Regions from separate parts of the Homo sapiens genome. Here region 2 is linked to region 1. Evidence: chromatin contacts called from ENCODE Hi-C or POLR2A ChIA-PET data. All regions are on one chromosome and are shown on one strand. Each heading gives the region's core, a stretch centred on a gene start or an enhancer-like site at or near the end of the contact. The rest is flanking DNA. Distances are from core to core; before and after follow the strand shown. Region 1 holds the start of SUCNR1 (succinate receptor 1). Region 2 overlaps LOC101928105 (a long non-coding RNA gene).

Evidence for each region. Hi-C counts contacts between places; a loop is a spot of excess contacts on that map. ChIA-PET counts read pairs that join two places held with the same protein, here RNA polymerase II (POLR2A).
Region 2: a map with no recorded cell type shows a loop between it and region 1 (4-fold over the local background). The contact joins the enhancer-like site here to the promoter of SUCNR1 in region 1. A Hi-C loop is called at or near these places in 1 of 37 single-sample maps with no recorded cell type. POLR2A ChIA-PET finds 5 or more read pairs at or near these places in 1 of 52 experiments (Panc1).

Annotation. Positions count from the first base shown.
Region 1 is chr3:151,869,799-151,875,427 of GRCh38, reverse strand. It overlaps SUCNR1 (succinate receptor 1), which reads right to left and starts at 1,785. Exons shown (of 3, transcript NM_033050.6): 1 at 1,722-1,785. The region is part of intron 1 of AADACL2-AS1 (AADACL2 antisense RNA 1); the gene reads left to right.
Region 2 is chr3:150,730,782-150,735,976 of GRCh38, reverse strand. It overlaps LOC101928105 (a long non-coding RNA gene), which reads left to right. Exons shown (of 3, transcript NR_121657.1): 3 at 1,113-1,506. Among named protein-coding and RNA genes, the nearest start is that of SIAH2-AS1, 29 kb to the left of the region's middle. RefSeq lists a cis regulatory region at 1,980-2,671. Within about 2 kb of position 2,561, at least 4 of the 41 ENCODE cell types and tissues checked have a DNase peak (open chromatin) inside an H3K27ac peak, as active enhancers do.

The sequences.
Region 1 (5,629 bases), core at 536-3,035:
ACAAAATTTTGAAGATACTATATTTCAAATTGGATATGTTTATAGTTGGGTATGTTTTTAGTGTGGCATCGCAATTCTATAAACATATGAAGTAAGTTGCTCCTTTAAGCAAAACTCCCAATTAAAGAGAAAATTCCCTCATGAAAAATTCATATTCTCTCTTCTGCTATCTAGTGGCTATATTCTTAATTTTTAGGAAATGGAAATAGTGATAAATAAATTGTAACTGATTTGGATGAATTATTTTGAATAGGTATTTTTTAAGAGCAGAAATTAAAGTGAAATCTTTAGTTTCCAGTCCAAAAATATATCTAAAACTGTTAGAATTATTGAACTAGAAGCAATATCTAATTTACTCACATAAGCAGACCAATAATACTTAACTTGAAAATGTTTTTTACTTTAAATATATTCAGCCTTTTGAAAATCTGCATTTTTGAAATTTACTTTAAAATATATATGTGATAGTTTCTTAGCTTTTTAATTGTTTGTTTTTATAGTCATCACAATTAAACAAATAACATTTGTAAAATGTTTACTTTTAAGTGCTACCTTAAGGCAAATTTACATGGTAACATGAGAATTTTTTTTAACAAATTACTTTTTTGATTACTAAATAATTTGAGCAAAAATATATATTCACACTGAAAAGATATAATAATTTAACATTTGTAACTTTATTTTTATGTATTCCATACATTACACCAGAAATTAAGGTATTAAAAAGTAATAGTATGGCACAAATTGTGTATTAACTTCTTTAAGAATACCACACACATTTTGAAAAGTTATGGAAGGTAGAATAGAAATGGTTTCTGCAATTTTTCATTTTTCCTAAGTAAATTAATTATTGGGTAATATCATTTTTACACACATAAATGTTAAATTTAATTTTTAGGATGCCTGAAAATTCCCCCAAATACATTATTTTCTAAACATAAAAATATTATGCCCCAGCACAGTGGCTCATGCCTGGAATCCCAACACTTGGAGAGGCCGAGATGAGTGGATCACCTGAGGTCAGGAGTTTGAGACCAACCTGACCAACATGGTGAAACTCCATCTCTACTAAAAAATCCAAAAAAAATAGCCGGGCGTGGTGGTGGGCGCTTGTAATCCTAGCTACTCTGCAGGCTGAGGCAGGAGAATTGCTTGAACCCCAGAGGCGGAGGTTGCAGTGAGCCAACACATGCTGTAAATGTGTCACTCTGGCACTCAGACACTCTAGCCTGGGTGACAAGAGTGAAACTCTGTCTTAAAAAAAAAAAAAAAAAAAAAAAATATATATATATATATATATATGTATGTATATGTGTGTGTGTGTGTGTGTGTGTGTGTGTGTGTATGTATCAAATACATGATTGTTTCAAATCATTTAGGAACTTTAATTTTTCCCCATAAGTAGTTATATTTATTTAGGTAAATCCAATTACTATTTTGTTGAAATATAAGTTGTTGAGATGTTAGCAAATATAATAAATCCTTTTACATAAAATAAAATTAGTATTTGACAACTAAAAGAAGACAGTTAATTTGTTGAAAAATAAACGTAGAGATAAAAATGACTTTTTTTTTTCAATTATTTTGCTGTTTTACATCTATTTATAAAGAATTAATTTAAACACTTAATACTGAAAACCTTAATTGCTCACAGGTCACCTTTAGAAGGAAATCTGGCCTTACTTTATACACTGAGAGGCACAATTTGCCATGTAGCTTACCATTCTGTTGGAAGACTTGATCCCTTGACAGGAACTCTGCCAGCAGCTGGATATAGCTTCTGACCCAGTGTTGTGCCACTGGACATGGTTATTACAGTGTCCTATTTGCATATCCTATTTGCATATCCTGCAGCCAAGATTAATAATTCAAAAGCCCAGGAATAATTTATTCAGTCAAACCTCCCAGTCAGAGATGTTCATGCAGAGGAATTTTTGTGAGGCTTTTATTTTCACATTCACATTTATTTTATTTTCACATGCAGTTTTGCAATTGAATGACAAAAAACAAGTAACTCATTTCACAGGAAACACATTTACCAAATAGATTTTTAGAAAAACACTGTTGAACTTATTTTATCCACTACCAAAGCAACAGAGAAGCATTCCTTATTTTCATTTTATTTGCATATTTACACAATAAGAAGTGGTAAATACTGCTTATATTGGGAATACAGTTGCCTCTGCTTTTCTTCTTTTTTAAAATTAATTTTCTTAGTGAATTCTGTATTGAGAATATAATAACGAAACCTCTGTTTTCAATAACTTTGAGGGAACTATAAAACTGAAATTTTAAAGGGAAACCTGGATATATGCTATGTTGGTGTACTAGCAAAAAGATACTAGAGCTTCAAGTTATTTTCCATTTTATTTTCTGTGCTTAAAATCAAGAAACACATAAAAGATACATCAGATAGCTAGGGATTAGGGAGAGAGATGCTAAGTAAAATAACCTTAATAGATGGCAATTTATATATCCCAATCAATGCTCTGAAAAACATCTGGAAGTACATTACCACCATTTCAGACAGGAAGCACACCTGGCTTTTTCCAAGCATTATATTAGGTTTAGATTCAAGTAAACACTCAGTCTTCTTGATGTGAAGCATAGGGATTATACTAAGAAAGCCCATAATTGTGCAGGCAGCAGTAATTCAATTTAAATGCTATGTAAGTTGAATATTGAGTTAGCAATGACAGGCAGAAGCCCAAAAAGAAGCTCTGTTACAGGCATCCTCCTAACTAAGCATTTCTCCTCACCAATATCTGACAGCTTAAAAACTCAGGAACTCAAAATATATGTATGTATATATACACATACATATATACATACATATGTGTCTATATTACACACTTTATATACATGTGTAAAATATATTTATACATGTATGAATATTTATGTATACAAACATGTGCATTTACATGAAATAAAAATATCTATAATTTGTTGAGTTCTTGTGATGTGGCAGGCAGGTATTACACTAAGTACCTTTATGCATCAAATGCATATAGTAATCCTCTGAGGTTGTTATTATTTAAGATTTTTCTCATTTTGCAGATTAAAAAGCTAAGGTTCAGAGAGGTCAATTAACTTTCTCAAGATTGCAGAATCAATAACGGGAGGGACCAGAGCTTAAGCCTATGTACTTGGATTCTAAAAGCACCGACTCTGATTCTTGACTGCCTACAGAATTGAATGACAATACCCTTGTGCACAACAAAGTCTAAGAATTAATAACAGGTATTTTTCAGTAATGCAATTCTTTTCTACTTTTAGAAGGAAGAAAGGTTAAAACATTATTTTTGTCTATATTTTTAAAAGGGCAAAAAGCATTTGAATAACCAATGCCAGGCTTGTTAATTTTAGACATAAATTAACATGAACCCCTTCCAAGAAACAAAGACAAATGGATGTATTTCACAGGTTTCTGCCACCATTCTGATGGAAGAAAAGAGTAATTCCCCCTTTGTGGGGTGGTGGGAGTTCCCGAGAGCTTCCTCTTTCTTCGTCCCACTTCCTGACTACCATCTCACTCTGGCTGCTAAGACAAAAATTGGTCTATGCTTCTCCTTTTTCATAGAACACGTCATCTAGACTGTAGCCTGGTAGCCTTGTTTCCCTCCCAAGTCCTACTTCCTGTTTCCTCCGAATGCTCTCAGTTGAGATACTAGAGTGTTACTGGGAAAGACTTACTAAAAGGTCACGAGTATTTCTGCTACAAAGCTTTATGCAGGTCTGCAAAATGATAGCTGCACGGGAACAAGGCTGGATTCAGAATTATGACCCTGTGAGCAGGGTGGGTTTCATGGTATGCTACTGTGTAGTCTCACAGTGCTTCACACTCAAAAAAGATCACACAGTTGAGTTAATGCTCTACTGTCACATTCTTAATTAAAATGTTTCATAACTTCTTAACAAGGGACCCCATATATTTCTTTTGCACTGGGCTCTACTAAATATGTAGCCAGTTCTGCCTGTGAGAGTAGAAACCTCCTCAGAAACTATTTCTATTCAGTATAGCACATCAAATTTTGAGGGGGCAAAGTTTTTTTGTTTTGTCTTTTTTTTTTTTTTACATATAACATGTTGAGATGCACTGCTTGAGAATCAATGGAAGTTTGAAAGGCAGTGAAAGTTTGCAGTACTGGCCGGGCATGGTGACTCACACCTGTAATTTCAGTACTTTGGGAGACCAAGGCAGGCGGATCACTTGAGTCCAAGAATTGGAGACCAGCCTGGGCAAAGTGGCAAAACTCTGTCTCTACAAAAAATGCAAAAATTAGCTGGGGCATGGTGGTGCGTGCCTTTAGTTTCAGCTACTCGGGAGGCTTGAGGATGGCCTGAACCTGGGGAGGCCGAGGCTGCAGTGAGCCATGATTGTGCCACTGCCCTCCAACCTGGGAGACAGAGTGAGACCCTGTCTCAAAAAAAAAAAAAGTTAAGTACAACAATGAACACTTTTTAAAATATATATTTTTTAAAAGCTTGTAGTACTGTTTGCTAAGAGGTAGTATAACACAGTGTTTAAGAGCATAGGTCCTGGAGGCAAACTGCTTTGTTTCAAATATTGGCTTCACTACTCACTAGCTTTCAGTTTTTGTATTTGTAAAACAGGGATAATGAGAGTTACCAATCTTATGAATTGTTATGTATATAGCAGAAGTACATATGCTACATAGTATGAGGTACTAGTATATACGTACACTGTATAATATGAGGTACATATTAGTTGCTAAATAATTGTTGGCTATTACAGAAATTTATAATGAATGAGAGAAGACTTTCTCTAAAATAATAATGGTAATTCAGTGCCATTGATGTTAGAATACTTGCTGCCCAGAAATATCCATTTAAAAGGTCCTTATAAAAGCCAACATGATAAAAAGATTAGTGAGTTCTAATCCTGGCTTTGCCTTTTACTAGTTTGTGTGATCTTTGAAAAAAAATCACATAACCTGATTTCCTTGTTTGGAAAAGGGGAATAATAATTCCTACCCATCAAACTCATAATGTTCATAGTATCAAATTATATAATGTTTGAAAATGCAATGGGCTTGAAATTGAAGAGCAGTTCATGTAAACCAGGCAAACTAATCAGGAAATTCAAGAGGAAAAAGAAAATGGTGGGAAATATAATATAAATATTAATTAAATCCAATGCTAGTAATAACTTCTGCTGGGTCCGGTGGCTCACACCTATAATCCCAGCACTTTGGGAGGCCAAAGCAGGAGGGTCACTTGAGCTCAGGAATTCAAAACCAACCTGGGCAACATAGCAAGACCTCCTCTACTAAAAATCGAAAAAATTGGCTGGGAGTGGTGGAACACACCTGTAGTCCCAGCTACTCAGGTGGCTGAGGTGGGAGGATCACTTGAGCCCAGGATGTCAAGACTGTAATGAATTATGATGGCATCACTTTACTCCAGCCTGGGTGGCAGAGTGGGATCCTGTCTAAAAAAAATTAATAATAACTTCTACTAACATTTTTTCAGCATTCACTCTATAATAACACAGTGTATGCAGTGATTCTTTTAATATTCACAATAATTTAATGCAGTGGATATTATTAATATCACTCATTTTCAGTTGAAGAAATCAAGGCCTAATAAAGATTAAATAAATGATCCA
Region 2 (5,195 bases), core at 1,312-3,811, 1.1 Mb after region 1:
GGAAAAGAGAGAATCAAGGATGATCACTCCTAGGCTCTCATCCTGAGTAAATGGGTAAGAAGTTCCATGTATTGGGGCAGAGACTAGTGAAGGAGCCAGCATAGGGCAGAAATCTAGAGAGACACATGGCTGAAGACATCAACCAGACAGTTGTTTGTATGAGCTTGGAGCTCTGAGGAAAGGCCAGGATGGAAATACCAAAATGTGTGCACCATCACTATATGTATGGTGTTTAAGCTGTGGGGTGGAAGTGAGAAGACCCCGGGGTTTGGGCAATGGAGGGAGGTGCATACAGGCAGAAAAGAGGGTGGGACTCAGGCCTATCTCCTGGGACTGCCAACCTTTTAGAGGTCACATGAGGAGCCAGAGCCTGGAAATGAGGGTGGATAGAAGAAGTGGCCATCAAGATGAGGGGAACTCCTAGACAGTACGGCATCACAGAACCCCAGGAAAAAAATCTGGCTCAAGTAGAACAGAGGAGTTAGCCACTGAGAAGACAATCGAGGTCATGGCAAGATGTCAAGAGCAGTCTCATGGAGTGGAGAAGACAGAAGCCCAGAGGAGAGCAGGTGAGGGAGAGAACAGGGCATGGGTGAGGAGAGGAGGCAGGAGCTATAGCTATAGAGCTATAGACAAGTTGCTATAGACAAGGCTTTTAAGAAGTTCCGCAGAGAAGACGTAGAGAAATGAAGCAGTTGCTGCAGGAGAATAGTGGGATCAATGAAAGATTTTTTTGTGTTTTAAAAATTGGAGCCACTAGAGCATGGCACTGTGCCAATGGGAAGGATCCAAAAGAGAGAGCGAAATGGATGATGTGGAGAAGGAGGCAATCACAGCGGGGGCAAAGTAATCAGAAAGACAAGTTTCCAGGGCAGATTACTTACTTATGCAGTAGAGATGGTCAGGAAGCAGCCATTATTGAAATAGAGAGAGGTGGGAAAAAAATTGTGCCAACAAGCAAGGGTTGAAGCAAATTATGTTTAGAAGGCCCTGGTGAGGGCGTCTGTGCATATCCAGCCCTGAACAGGAGAAAGGCACTGGCTGCAGCTCAGTCTAGAACATCCCAGGCATCTGAGAGGTTTACACCTTAGCAAGCTGTGGTGTTTTTCTAGGTTCCATGAAAACCTGGAAGAAATATTCCTGAGGACCATCCAACACCATTTCCCTGAGAGACAAGCTGTAAGTGCTGTTCTAGTTACAGATCCGAGTCCCTGGTACATTGATATCAAGTAAGGGTGCATGCAGCTCAGAAGGCAGTTTCCATTACACTGGACAAGAGTGTGGCTGCCTGAGTCCTAGAACTGCAGTGGCTTCTGCTGACAATGTGAGGAGTAGCTGCCCTGTCCAGAGTGTGGCCCCGCACGCTGCCCCCTCCCCTGGAGGGACTGAAGAGAACAGCTTGGAGCATGCCCTTCCCTTTCCCTTATCTCGCCCACTATGCTAATGCTGCTCATCCCTCAAGATCCGAGTTATTCCTCCTCAATTCAATACACACCAATCAACTGCCCTGTGCTTGGTCCTGTACTTTATATCCTTGATATGGTTTAATTTTCAAAACAAAACACCTTGAGGTGGGTATTATCACTCCCATTAACAAACAAGAAGGTGGGGGCTCAGAGAGGCTAAGTAACTTGCCCAAAGTCACACAGCTTGTAAGCAGTGAAAATGGGATTTACACTCAGGAATGTAGCCCTTCCAACAGCCCTGCTGCCTGCAAAAGTGACTCAGATATGGACTTTACAGTCTAGCAGAAGTCTGAAAGCATCAAACAAAGAGGCAACTTACAGTAGCATGAAATATGCAACCACAACTACATCAACTATGTTTGCAAAGCAAGTTAAGACAAGGACGTACAAATTGCTATGGAGTTCAAAAGAGGATTGGAAAAGGCTTCCGGGAGAAAGCAGCGCGTGCATTGGGCCTTGGGTGTTGGGTAGGTTTTTGCAAGGCTGAGGTAGTTAGGAGGATGTGCCAAGAGATCAGCCTCTCCTGGATCAAGACCAAACCACTCAATGCCTAAGTCCAGCCTTGTCCACCTCCCATCCACTTCTCAGGGCTATTCTTCTCTCACACTTCCTTTGTTCCCGCGTTCCTGACACCCACACAAGGTCAGACACGTAGAACGTGCCGAGTGAATATCAAAGTTCAGCAGTGTCTTGTCTGGTCCCTAATTCTAATCTATCCTTTAACCCATCCTCATACTAGCTAAATTTCAGGACGAACCCTGTCCACAATAAAAACTACTTCTTCTAGAGAATTTGCCCTGCCCATAGTTCCTGGAACACCCCATGCAAACCCCCCACTAATTCACACACCCACAAACTTGTAATGCAGGCCACAGCTGATAAGACCTTACCCAGGCCAGCGGTTCATTGGCTGAGCAGCCACCAGTCAGATTCTCTTGAGAGAGTCAAAGACAGTCAGTGGTGTGCACCAGAGTCACACAGCCCTGGAAAGTCAGCACACTAGCAAAGGAAAAGCCTTGATAGCAAGAGGCCCCTAGGGGTGGAGGGAGCAGCCACTGCCGCCCACCCTGCCAGGTCCTAATCCCTCCCCAGGGAGCCCAGAAACACTCCATTTCCTGCTTTGAGGCATCTTGGAGACAGCCTGCTGTGCCTTCACAATTAATTCTTCTTATCACTTTTTTTTTCAATTTTAGACCATATTTATTCACTCCCACCACCAAAATTGAAGAAAGTAACACACAAAGTTTCTCCCTCCTTCTAATTTTGCTTAATTTTATGATTATTGCTGTCAAGATGTATAACTTTTTTTTTTTTTTTGAGATGGAGTCTCTCTCTGTTGCCCAGGCTGGGGTGCAGTGGTGCCATCTTAGCTCACTGCAACCTCCGCCTCCCGGGTTCAAGCGATTCTCCTGCCTCAGCCTCCGAGTAGCTGGAATTACAGGCACCTGCCACCATGCCCGGCTAATTTTTGTATTTTTAGTAAATACAGGGTTTCACCATGTTGGCCAGGGTGATCTTGAACTCCTGACCTCAAGCAATCCACCCGCCTCAGCCTCCCAAACTGCTGAGATTACAGGCGTGAACCACTGCACCCAGCCAAGATGTATAACTTTTAAAAAAACATTTTATTAGTAAATTTTCAAAAGGAAGGAGAATAATATAACGAATTCGATGTGTTATCACCAACTTCAACCATTATCAACTCTTGGCCAGCTGTCCTGCATCTATACCCTCACCTACATCCACGTGTGGATTTCTTTGAATCAAATCCCAGGCATCATATCATTTCATCTGTATATGTTTCAGTATAGAATATCTAAAGATTAGGACTTTGAAACATACTCACAATACTGTTTTTATATCTATAAAAATTATAAATTTTAATATAATCAAATATCCAGTCAGAGGTCACATTTCTCTGGTTGATATACAGTCTGTTTGAACTGGGATACATATATAAGATCCTTACATTGCTACTGATAAAATGCTTATGTCTTTTTTAATCTACAGATTCTCCCTCCATCTCTTCTCCTTTCTTGAAGTTATTTATTGAAAAACCCAGGGTTCCTATAGCAGAGTTTCCTATAGTCTCATTGCAACCCCAGAATATCATTTTATCAGATTCAGATTTGATTTTTCTTTTTATAAGACTGCTTCAAACCAACCAGGGAACTGTTGGGGAGGAAAAAAAAGAAGACTGCTTCATAGGTGATGGTAGTGATGTGTATGTCTATAACACAAAGGACAATGGCTGTTGCTCTCTTCCTCTAACTCTGTCTGTCTCTTTTAGTGATATTATCGGCCATTGATGGCTCATATTCACTTGTGAGGCATTACAGAATGATCTTTCAAATCATTCCTTTTTTATGAACTGGAAAACTTCTATAGTGACAAACTTCCTCTTTTCAACTATTGGTTTACCGTAAGGTACATTTTACAAGGGAAAGATAACATAAATGCCTGATTATTTTCCTTTATCAGTTTTCAAAACAATGAGGTAGTTTTCTAGCATCCTCCAAAAATAAAACCAATGAAGTAACATTTTAAAAATATATCAGGCAGGCCAGGCATGGTGGCTCATGCCTGTAATCCCAGCACTTTGGGAGGCCAAGGCAGGCAGATCATCTGAGGTCAGGAGTTCGAGACCAGCCTGGCCAAAATGGTGAAACCTCGTCTCCACTAAAAATACAAAAGTTAGCCAGGTGTGGTGGTGCATGCCTGTAGTCCCAGCTACTTGGGAGGCTGAGGCAGGAGAATCATTTGAACCTGGGAGACAGAGGTTGCAGTGAGCCGAGATCACACCACTGCACTCCAGCCTGGATGACAGAGCAAGACCCTGTCTCAAAAACTAAAAATCATTATGTCTCTTAAAAAAAAGAATATCATTATGAATTCATGGATTTTAACTTTTTTATGTATTTCAATTCATTGCCATTATTATCCTTGTTGATACTCATATCATTCCATCTTGGCCTGACAAATGCATATTCAGCTTGGTTCCTGAGTGCTTTTGACATGATCACAAATAGCCTCTGATGTTCCAGGCTCATCTTGTTCTTTTCCTGCACTCAACATGTAATCAACGATGTCTTCAAGGAACCTTGATTTCTTTAGTGTGAAACAATGATTCAAGACCACAGTCTAGGCAGTAGGAGCCCCCGTTATTCAAACTTGAGCCAGTTTGAATGGATTTTCTACCCTGGAGCTGAATAGATGTTGACTAGAATTCTCAATGTTTCCACCAAAATAAGTTATGAAAGAAGCAAATCTGGTCACACAAATCTAATTTAAAATCTTCCCTTTTTTAGACAAGAGTGTCAAGATAATTCAATGGAGAAAGAATAATTGTTTCAACAAATGGGACAACTGGATATTCACATGCAAAAGAATGAAGTTGGATCCCTGCCTCATGCATGTGTGTGTGTGTGTATATATATATAAAAATTTACATGACAGACAGACACTGTCCTTTGTGTTATAGATGTACCCATCACCACCATCAACTATGAAGCCATCAGGGTTTTTTCCCCAATAGTTCCCTGGTTGGTTTGAAGCAGTCTTGTAAAAAGGAAAATCAAATCTGAATCTGAGCAGATTATATTCTTGGGCTGCAATGAGACTATAGGAAACTCTGCTATGGGGAACCTGGGTTCTTCAATAAATAATTTCAAGAAAGCAAAAGAGATAGAAGGAGAATCTATAGATTAAAAGAGACATAAGCATTTCATC